Regions from separate parts of the Homo sapiens genome. Here region 1 is linked to region 2. The links are chromatin loops, found by intact Hi-C in ENCODE. Cell type or tissue: Caco-2. All regions are shown on one strand. Each heading gives the region's core, and the rest is flanking DNA. Links, peaks and the distances in the headings are about the cores only. Region 1 has its middle 55 kb from the start of DKK1. Region 2 has its middle 18 kb from the start of LNCAROD.

What was found. A loop is a pair of places that touch in the nucleus more often than their neighbours do. Peaks named below come from ENCODE experiments on the same cell type or tissue, not always from the same donor. Only the 100,000 strongest peaks of a DNase experiment are listed, where the experiment ranks them.
Region 1: a loop joins it to region 2, with 4 times the contacts of the local background. A loop is called at or near these places in 3 of 110 quality-filtered maps.

The regions. Positions count from the first base shown.
Region 1 is chr10:52,366,845-52,372,229 of GRCh38, reverse strand. No RefSeq gene overlaps it. Among named protein-coding and RNA genes, the nearest start is that of DKK1, 55 kb to the right of the region's middle. In Caco-2, for the core only: a CTCF peak has its summit at 3,312 (motif pointing left); no DNase peak of the experiment used is centred there.
Region 2 is chr10:52,486,255-52,491,639 of GRCh38, reverse strand. No RefSeq gene overlaps it. Among named protein-coding and RNA genes, the nearest start is that of LNCAROD, 18 kb to the right of the region's middle. In Caco-2, for the core only: CTCF peaks have their summits at 2,339 and 2,538 (motif pointing right); no DNase peak of the experiment used is centred there.

The DNA.
Region 1 (5,385 bases), core at 260-5,259, 120 kb after region 2:
GGAGATAGAGACACAAAAACCCTTCAAAAAATCAATCCATCCAGGAGCTGGTTTTTTTGAAAAGATTAACAAAATAGATAGACTGCTAGCCAGGTTAACAAAGAAGAATAGAGAAAAGAATCAAATAGACATAATAAAAAATGATAAAAGGGAGATCACCACTGATCACTCAGAAATACAAACTACCATCAGAGAATACATAAACATCTCTATGCAAATAAATTAGAAAATCTAGAAGAAATGGGTAAATTCCTGGACACATACACCCTCCCAAGACTAAACCAGGAAGAAGTTGAATCCCTGAATAGACCAATAACAAGTTCTGAAACTGAGGCAGTAATTAATATCCTACTAACCAAAAAAAAAAGCCCAAGACCAGATGGATTCACAGCTGAATTCTACCAGAGGTACAAAGAGGAGCTGGTACCATTCCTTCTGAAACTATTCCAACAATAGAAAAAGAGGGATTCCTCCTTAACTCATTTTATGAGGCCAGCATCATTCTGATACCAAAACCTGGCAGAGACACAACAAAAAAGGAAAATTTCAGGCCAACATCCCTGATGAACATCAATGCAAAATCCTCAATACAATACTGGAAAACTGAATTCAGCAGCACATCAAAAAGCTTATCCACCACGATCAAGTCGGCTTCATCCCTGGGATGCAAGTCTGGTTCAACATATGCAAATCAATAAACATAATCCATCACATAAATAGAACCAATGACAAAAACCACATGATTATCTCAATAGATGCAGAAAAGGCTTTCAATAAAATTCAACACCCTTTCATGCTAAAAACTCTATAAACTAAGTATTGACAGATCATGTCTCTAAATAATAAGAGCTATTTATGACAAACCCACAGCCAATATCATACTGAATGGGCAAAAATTGGAAGCATTCACTTTGAAAACTGGCACAAGACAAGGATGCCCTCTCTCACCATGCCTGTTCAACATAGTATTGGAAGTTCTGGCCAGGACAATCAGGCTAGAGAAAGAAATAAAGGGTATTCAGATAGGAAGAGAGGAAGTCAAATTGTCTCTGTTTGCAGAAGACATGATTGTATATTTAGAAAACCCTATTGTCTCAGCCCAAAATCTCCTTAAACTGATAAGCAACTTCAGCAAAGTCTCAGGATACAAAATCAATGTGCAAAAATCACAAGCATTTCTATACACCAATAATAGACAAACAGAGAGCCAAATCATTAGCAAACTCCCATTCACAATTGCTACAAAAAGAATAAAATACTTAGGAATCCAACTTACAAGGGATGTGAAGGACCTCTTCAAGGAGAACTACAAACCACTGCTCAAGGAAATAAGAGATGACACAAACAAATGGAAAAACATTCCATGCTCATGGATAGGAAGAATCAATATTGTGAAAATGGCCATATTCCTCAAAGTAATTTATAGATTCAATGCTACTCCCATCAAGTTATCATTGACTTTCTTCAAAGAATTAGAAAAAAACTACTTTAAATTTCATATGGAACCAAAAAAAGAGCCTGTATAGCAAGACAATCCTAAGAAAAAAGAACAAAGCTGGAGGCAACATGCTACCTGACTTCAAACTATACTACAAGGCCGCAGTAACCAAAACAGCATGGTACTGGTACCAAAACAGATATATAGACCAATGGAACAGAACAGAAGCCTCAGAAATAACACCACACACCTACAACCATCTGATCTTTGAGAAACCTAACATAAACAAGCAATGGGGAAAGGATTCCCTATTTAATAAATGGTGTTGGGAAAACTGGCTAGCCGTATGCAGAAAACTGAAACTGGACCCTGTCCTTACACCTGAGAATAAGAGTGGTCAAAGATAGATCTATAGTTTAAAACTAGAGAATTTGGAATAATCTATTCCTTGGGGAGGGAGGAAGAAAAAAAAATATGTACTCAATGTTATTAGTGCTTTATAACCACCTTTGCTCTATGAAAGAGTTGCTGGCTTAATAATAACTCAGTGCAGCCAGGCACAGCAGCTCATGCCTGTAATCCCAGCACCTTGGGAGACAGGAGTGGGCAGATCACTTGAGTTCAGGAGTTCAAGACCAGCCTGGCCAACATGGTGAAACCCATGTTTACTAAAAATAGAAAAATTAGCTGGGCATGGTGGCATGCACCTGTAATCCTAGCTACTCGGGAGGTTGAGGCATGAGAATCACTTTAACCAGGGAGGTGGATGTTGCAGTGAGTGGAGATCACACCGCTGCACTCCAGCCTAGGAGGCAAAGTGAAACTGTGTCTTAAAAAATATATATATATTTCAATTTACATTTCCAGGCCTTGTATTTGTGGCTAGAGAATTTAATACAAGGAAGTCTCTGTGTCACTGATCTAGTGTTCAATAGTAAAACTGAAAAGATATTGAAGCAAAAAGATAGGAGGGATGTGCTTCTGAAAAGTGTTTTGTTCAGGATATCAACCAAGGCAAACAGTATCAATTTTAGCTATATTTTTCTGTTTTGTTTTACAGGATAAAAAGGAAAAACTAACACACAATAAAAAGATAAACTAATGTGGGGGATGGGGGCTAATTAACAGACACTACAATTTAAACTTATGAGAACCAATGCTAAAACAGAATAACTCTGCTGCTATTTAAACCTATTATAGGTAGAAGTAAAAGAAGACAGAACAAAAGAATTACCAAAATTTTAGCAATATAATTATAAGGTAGATAGAAATTGAGAAAGACTAAAAACACAGATGAATAACTCAGGCTTGTCCAAAATCAATAAATTTTAGACATGCAGGATCCTATGGATCTTCACAGATATGGCATCTGACATAGCTTCCCAGCTCCTTCCAACATAACACAGGTAAAGAAATGCTGCAAAAAATAGGATTATGTCATTGATTTTTTTTTCTATTATGGGGATACACTAGTCTTACTAGGATCAGCTAATTTCTTAACAATGCCTTATTCCTAGATGGAATCACTTTGCTCCAGTCAATAAATTTAGACAAAAGCAGTGCAGTGGCTTCTTCAGAGTTTGAAAGTAAGCAAGACTGTTTTTATTTTCCTGCTATTTCCCAGGTGCATTTGGGAAATGCTTTTCCTTAGCGTGCCTTGGACATTGCCTCTTCTTTGTTCTATTTGCTGTCATTACAAAGGAGATCACAATCATCATTTTGGCCTTCAAGTTAAATCACATCTGTTGAGTCAGGGGTTTGGGGCTTAGCATCCATGTGGAAAGAAATGCTCAGGTCACAGTTCTTTCCCTGACATGCAGTCTTTCTAGGTCACCTTCATTTCTTCTCCCATCACCATTGCCCCTCCTGCTGGCCAAACCCTCACCCATTTGTTGATTCGAACTTTTTATCCACTTGCCCTCTGCACACTTCCCAGTCTAGTTGAATTGGCTTCACTCATTTTTTCAGCACTTACTGAGAGCCTGGCATGTGCCAGGTGCTGTTTAAAGAAAAGGTATCATTAGAAATGAGTAGGGCTTACAATTTCATCATTGAGAATTCAGCTTTGCAATTGAGTAACAAAACCCACTAATATTTGAAGGGTATACTTTCTCTTTAGGGGGTCATTCTAAACAAAATTTGGCTCAGTTAATGAAAACAGTGCAGATCAAAATACAAAAACTCAGCCAAGTGCAGTGGTGCATGCCTGTAATCCTAGCTACTTGGGAGGCTGAGGCAGAAGGATCGCTTGAACCCAGGAACTTGAGGCTGCTGGGTGCTCTGATGGCACCACTGCACTCCAGTCTGGGTGACAGACTGAGACCTCATCTATAAAAAGAAAAAATAGAAAACAAAACAATATATAAAATCTCAAAATACGGCCAGGCGCGGTGGCTCACACCTGTAATCCCAGCACTTTGGGAGGCTGAGGAAGACGGATCACCTGAGGTCAGGAGTTCGAGACCAGCCTGGCCAACATGGTGATACCTAGTCTCTACTAAAATTACAAAAAAAATTAGCTGGGCACGGTGGTGGGGACCTGTAATCCCAGCTGCTACTTGGGAGACTGAGGACAGAGAATCGTTGGAACTTGGGAGGCAGAGGTTTCAGTGAGCTGAGATCATGCCATTACACTCCAGCCTGGGCAACAAAAGCAAAACTCTGTCTCAAAAACAAAACAAAACAAAAACCTCAAAATACTACTAGCATAAAACCAAGATCTGTGAAGAATAAACACACATTCAGAGCTGAGGACAAGCTTCTAAGGGGTAGGGAATACTTTGAGAACATAAACATTTGCTGTTGTTCTGGTCAAGCCTAAATTGTAACACATTTCTATATTACTGTCTCCTAAATTGGATTTTCACATTCTCTATAATTTTAGTGAGCTTTTACTGACATCTTGGTATAAAACCCCACAAGTTGGTCGGCCATTTAAATGTACATGTTTTCCAAAGGACACACACACACACACACACAAACACACCCACACATATCCATTGAATTAATCTGAAGAACTTGATTAGAAAAAAAAACAGAAAGGAAACAAAAAGCCCACTTTTTTACTATTTTTTTTCTTCACAATCCTATAAGCTAGGTTCTGAAGTCATATACACTTGTGCTGGGGTTTTGGTTCTACCACTTTTGGAAAATTTATTCTCAGAACCTCTGTTTTCTTTTTTGTAAATCAGGAGTGGTAACACCTATCCTGCTGAACTGTGGTAAAGACTGTAGATAATTGAAATATTGTCTCAGGAAACACTTAGTAAATATCAGCTGTTGTTATAGTTCTCTTTTGGACTAAAAAACTAAATTATATGTGACATATATTCCTTAATTAGTAAAATTTAGGTCATGTGATTTCCAAAACCAAGGACTAAATTTTTCACCAATATCAGGAATCAATTGGATTGATTTCTCCCTTGTTCTATCTATATTTTTCTGTACTCTCTACAATTTCTCTGGCAGAAAAACAAAAAGTAGTTTTATTTGAAGTAGCAATATCAGCACTGATTTCACCTCCAGACAAGATTCTTACTCCGAGGGGAAGAAATATGGATTACAGGTACAGAAGTACAGAACTCCTTCAGAAAAAAAATGTGTTTATAATAGTTTTCCTCTTTTTCTTTTCTTTCTTTCTTTCTTTCTTTCTTTTTTTTTTTTTTTTTTTTGAGACAGAGTTTCACTCTTGTCACCCAGGCTGGAGTGCAATGCCATGATCTCGGCTCACTGCAATCTCTGCCTCCCCAGTTCAAGACAGTCTCCTGCCTCAGCCTCCGCAGTAGCTGGGATTACAGGCACTTGCCACCATACCCGGCTGATTTTTGTATTTTTAGTAGAGATGGAGTTTTGCCATGTTGGCCAGGCTGGTCTTGAACTCCTGACCTCAGATGATCTGCCCACCTCAGCCTCCCAAAGTGTTGGGATTAGAGGCGTGAGACACTGCA
Region 2 (5,385 bases), core at 103-5,102:
TGAGCCCAGGAGGCAGAGGTTGCAGGGAGCTAAAATCGCCCCTCTTCAATCTACCCTGGGCTACAGGGCAAGACCTTGTCTAAAAAAAAAAAAAAAGAAGAAGAACTCTGTGGAATGGCAAGTGAATCCTCCAGCTCCTAAACGTGGCAAACTGCTGGGATGATTCATAAAAAATCTCACTAGAAAAAAAAAAATGAGCTCATTCTGGAAACTGGAAGTGATGTTTTATCTTTATTTTTTTGAATAAATACTTAATTACCCACATCATAAGGAAGGAATGTTTTAATCAAAGATAATAGAATGCATTAAACAAATGCATTTCCTCTTCAGTTACTGTTTCTTTGGTTATGTTTTTTCTGTGTTTTAGAACATGCGGAGATTATTACAAAATGTACAAACAATTTCACATAAAATTGCTGCCCTTACTCACTCTGTCCACATTATAAAATTGGAATCTGTAGACATATAATTATATGCATGCTTTGTTTCAATTAGGTAAATATACAAATTTAAAGGACATATATTTGAAATAGATCTCATAAGGCAAAGAAATGTGAGTATATCAACAACAAATTGCAACTACTGCCATTGATCTTGATAAAAATTTAGATATCCAATAAGAAATTCAATATAAAGTGATTTCCTCAATTCTTAGCCAGTATGGATTAAATGTCAACCTTGTGAAGGAGAAAGAGACTAGTGAGATAAGGTTATGGTTTCTCATGGCCTACACATCCCTGTTTCATCCAGAATGCTATCAGTCTTACCCTGCCACTATGCTTAAAACCATTTATCGGCAGGTAATTGGAAGCAAGGAGGGAGCAGGAGGAGAGGGAAAACAAAAAGGTGTCAGATACAGATTCCAAAACTGATTTTAGTTTAAGATCCATGTATTGTACCTAAAGACAGGGACAGTAAACTATTGAAAGACTATCTAAAGTTCTAAACTATCTGTCAGAATAAAAGTTATATTAGAATGCAGTTTAAAATTTGGCTTCTTTTTGTTTACACACTCAGATATAACAATATTTTCAGCATGTTTCCTTTTCACTACATTACTAAGCTATGTAACAATTTCAAACAATGTTACTGTCTTGGAACCTATCACTACTTGGTAAAGAATACAACACAATGCATAGAACAACAATAACAAAGGCAATTATAATAACTAACATTTACTAAAAATGTTCTGTGTGTTAGGTCCTGTTCTAAGCAATTTTACATATAATAGCACATTTAATGCTCGTAATTACACAAAGAGGTAAGCATAATTAGTATCTCCATTTTATAGATGAAAAAAAATTGAAGTACAAAGAATTTAAATGATCAAGATCGCATGGCTAATTAGCAGAATAACCAAGGTTTGCACATAGAAATTTACCTTCGGGGCCCATGCTCTTAGGTAATCAATATATAATACATCAAAGTAAAATATAAAAATTTTAGAAGCCTATGTTTCTTGTTGTACTCACATTTCAAATATGGGCAACTGCCATAGCTTGAATTTGTAGTAATTAATTTACTGGCTATTTACCATGGGATAGGAATTGGCCTATGTAATTCACATGAGTATTCTCCCCACTTTACACACAGGGAAACTGAGATTCAGAAAGTTTAAATTCTTCAATTAAAGTCATACAGTGGTTAATTGAATATTTAAGCATTCAAAGATAGCCATTTCTGCCTTTCTGATATTGTCTCCCCTCTCATATTACAGTTTAAGCAATAAACTCTATAAAGGAATCATTACAGTTTACGTTGGTTACTGGTAATGGGTAACTGATAATTGGAGACTGGTAATTTTGAAATTAACCACAGGTAATGCATGTTTTATAATATGTTTATTGTTCTTTTTAGTAACTGAAAAGGATAGTTATTCTTTTTTTTTTTTTTTTTTTTGGAGACAGAATTTTGCTATTATTGCCCAGGCTGGAGTGCAGTGGCGTGATCTTGGTTCACTGCAACCTCCGCCTCCCGGATTCAAGTGATTCTCCTGCCTCAGCTTCTCGAGTAGCTGGGATTACAGGTGCCCGCCACCATGCCCGGCTAATTTTTGTACTTTTAATAGAGACAGGGTTTCACCATGTTGGCCAGGCTGGTCTTGAACTCCTGACCTCAGGTGATCCTCCCACCTTGGCCTCCCAAAGTGCTGGGATTACAGGAGTGAGCCACTACTGCCAGCCAGTTATTCTTAACCATTCTGTATCCCTCTTCCCCGCAGATCACTGCCACCTGACATTAGCCAAATCAGCAATCCTTCATGCAGAAAGGAAAGTACTGTGGGGAAGAAAAGAGCATTTCTTGTTGTACTCCGTTGATAGCTTTAAATTCAAAAGTAGCATAAAACTTAGGGTCTTGGAAGAATATCAGAAATTGATGGATCAGTACTCTGGCTGGCTTGTAGAAATTTGTTAACCTCTGCCAGAGAAGGCACCTGAAATCAGTAGTCAGTCCTGTGACCAACACTGCTACTTTGTTGGGTTTTTGAGATTTACAATAATTTCTCCCTATTATTCTATTTTCTGTAGATTATAACACTATCTGCCACCAGGTGGAGAAAGAGAGTCACAATTTCTTGTCTGTTTTTCAGGGCCCTAGGGTTAGAATTTTAAAAACTGAGAAAAAAAAAAATTGTTCATAAAACTATTGGGTTTCTTTATCATGAAAAATAAGCATTTATCAAGCCATCTGTTTTAGAAAGAAAAAAGCAAATATAAAGTTGCTTATATCTTCTCTCTTCAAAATTTGACCAGCCCCAACACTAAGCATAACTACCATTTTCAGACAAAGCAAAAATGATCTCAATCCTAGTTGCACATTACAATTGCCTGGGGAGCTTTATCAATGTCCGGGCCCCATTCCAGTCAAACAGGGTGAGAATTTCTTGGAAGGAGGCCCAGGCATCCATATTTTTAAAAAACTTCTCATGAAATTCTCATGTATAACCAGAGTTGAGGCTCACTACTCTACAGAGTTAGATGTTTTTCTAATGGAGCTGTAGATTGTTGAAAGGGGTTATTACCAGCAGCAGAGTCTGAATCTCGACACAGCAGATTTATAATAACTTAAATCAGGCTCCAGGAAACCGATTTATGCCAACAAAATCATAAAATTATAATTTATAAATTAGGGTGTCAATGTATTAATTTACTCTGAAGAAATGACTAACTATGCCACATTAATTATGTTGGGGAATTAAATTTTCCCCAAAGTAGACAGTCATTCATTTATTCACAATTTAGGAGTAACAAATATGCTGGAAGCTGGGCAAAAGAATTTAAGATCTAAATTCAGATCATTTGATGTATCTACAAACCTAACAGTGGTTAGTAAATAATCTTCAGTGACAGTGGTATCAACCTAGGCATGATAATATGTTGGGTTATTCTGTGGTAGTAAGATTTTATAGACAGAGATAGTGCCATCAGTCAGCCAAGCACCCTCCCCTCTGGGTAAAGCTAAAGAAACACTCATATTTTTAAAACTCACTCTTTCTTTTTCCCTGCTTCCTGAGCATCAAATGCACCTGTGATGGGTTAAAGGGTATAAAGGAGTTTATGTCATTTTTCAAAGAAAAAACACAGAAGGTGACACAGATCATTATGCCATGCGTGACTTTGACTCAGGATAGCTTGAGGTCTCAACAAATAACCAGCCAATAGGAAAAATTATAGGGCCAGAAAACAACAACAACAACAACAAAACCATGGGTGACAAAGGAAAGTAACCAGGCTACTTAGCAGCTTTGGTGACAGCAGCAAAGAAGTCCTAAGCAAGAGTTCCAACATGACAGCAGAATCAACTATGGCTCAGGTACCGGCATTTTAAAACGAGGATTTATGATACAAGTTGAAAAGACAGGTTAACAAGAGCAAAGCAAGATCCAAGGATGCTGGCTGCCAGTTGTTTCCAGACACCGCCTCGTTCTAGAGGAGTAGCTAGAACACAAGCAAAGCTACCAGGTAAGCTGGATGCTCTGTTAGGACCATTGGCTCTGGAGTCTGATTACCTTCTGTTCTACCCCATCTAACCTATGTATTTTGGAATAAATTTTCTTTAACATCTATTTTCTCTTCTGTGAAATGGGGAGATAATTATTCCTATTTCACAGGGATCCTCTGAGAATTAACAAAGACAGTCTAGGCAAATCACAGTGGTTCTTCTAAAAGTGTGATTCCCTAGACCAGCAGCATCAGCTTCAACTGGGAACTGCAAATTTCCCAACCTTACTCCAGACCTATTGAATCAGCAGCTCTGAAGGTAGGGCCCAGTAACCAGCCCTCCAGATTTAACAAGCCCTCCAGATTTAACAAGCCCTCCAGATTTTACTGATGTACATTCAAGTTTAAAGACAACTAATTGAAAAGGCAGTTAATCCTGAATAAATGGAAGCAAGCAGAATCCCTGTCCCATATACTGGACTAATAACAGGAAGAAAGTAGGGAATACTAAAGCTAAAGTGCTATACAGGAACATAGGGTACATCTGAGGCATACCAGCTCCTAGGTCTGCTTATCAGCGAAGCCAACCCAAGACACATGAAACAGCAAACTTGACCAGAGCAATTGGAAATGAGTTAGTAGCACTTAAATCTGGGGAGCATATTTGATTTCTAACCTGATGAGATTTCAGCTGCTGATTCATTACTCAATCAGCTGTGGTTTGGAGTGAAAGGCACATGATAGAAACATACCCATGTAATTCTGTCATTCTAAAAATATTCAGCATAATAATTTCCCAGATAGTGCTGCCTGGTGAGACAGCATCTTACATATCTCCAGTCATTCTAAGTCCTCATTTTTCTCTGGGTTAAACAGAGTTGGTTTCTTCTCACACTGTTCACTATCTGGTTAGAATGCCCCCAAATAATACATATTTTTCTCCTGGTCAATGTCTCTCTTAAAATATGATATGATTCCCCCAAAACACTTAGTTCTTAGCTCACATCAATCATATCTCCATTCTTGATTAGATTACAAGCCACCTGAAGTCCCAGGACCTGAGTCAATTCTTTATCCCTCATATCTATTATAAAATCCTAACCAGGAGTCACAGTTTGAAAAATGTTGTTCAAGAAAGCTATATATATGATGATCCACATACATTTTAACTTTGTACAGACAAGAATATACATTTTCCAACCATTAAATCTCCATAATTAGCCACTGTTTTAGCTGGGCCACCTACCATTTTGTATTTGTCTTTCTGCTTGTTGGCTCTAAAATAATCTCTAAACAAAATAACCAGCATATTTTACCATACATCTACACAGTATCTAGACATATCTCAGGTTTAGCTTTTATGTATAAATCTATACCACTCCCTTATTTTAAACAAGTGCTATAGCTGATAAAGAGGTTTAAAATTGCTATATGTGGCCAGGCA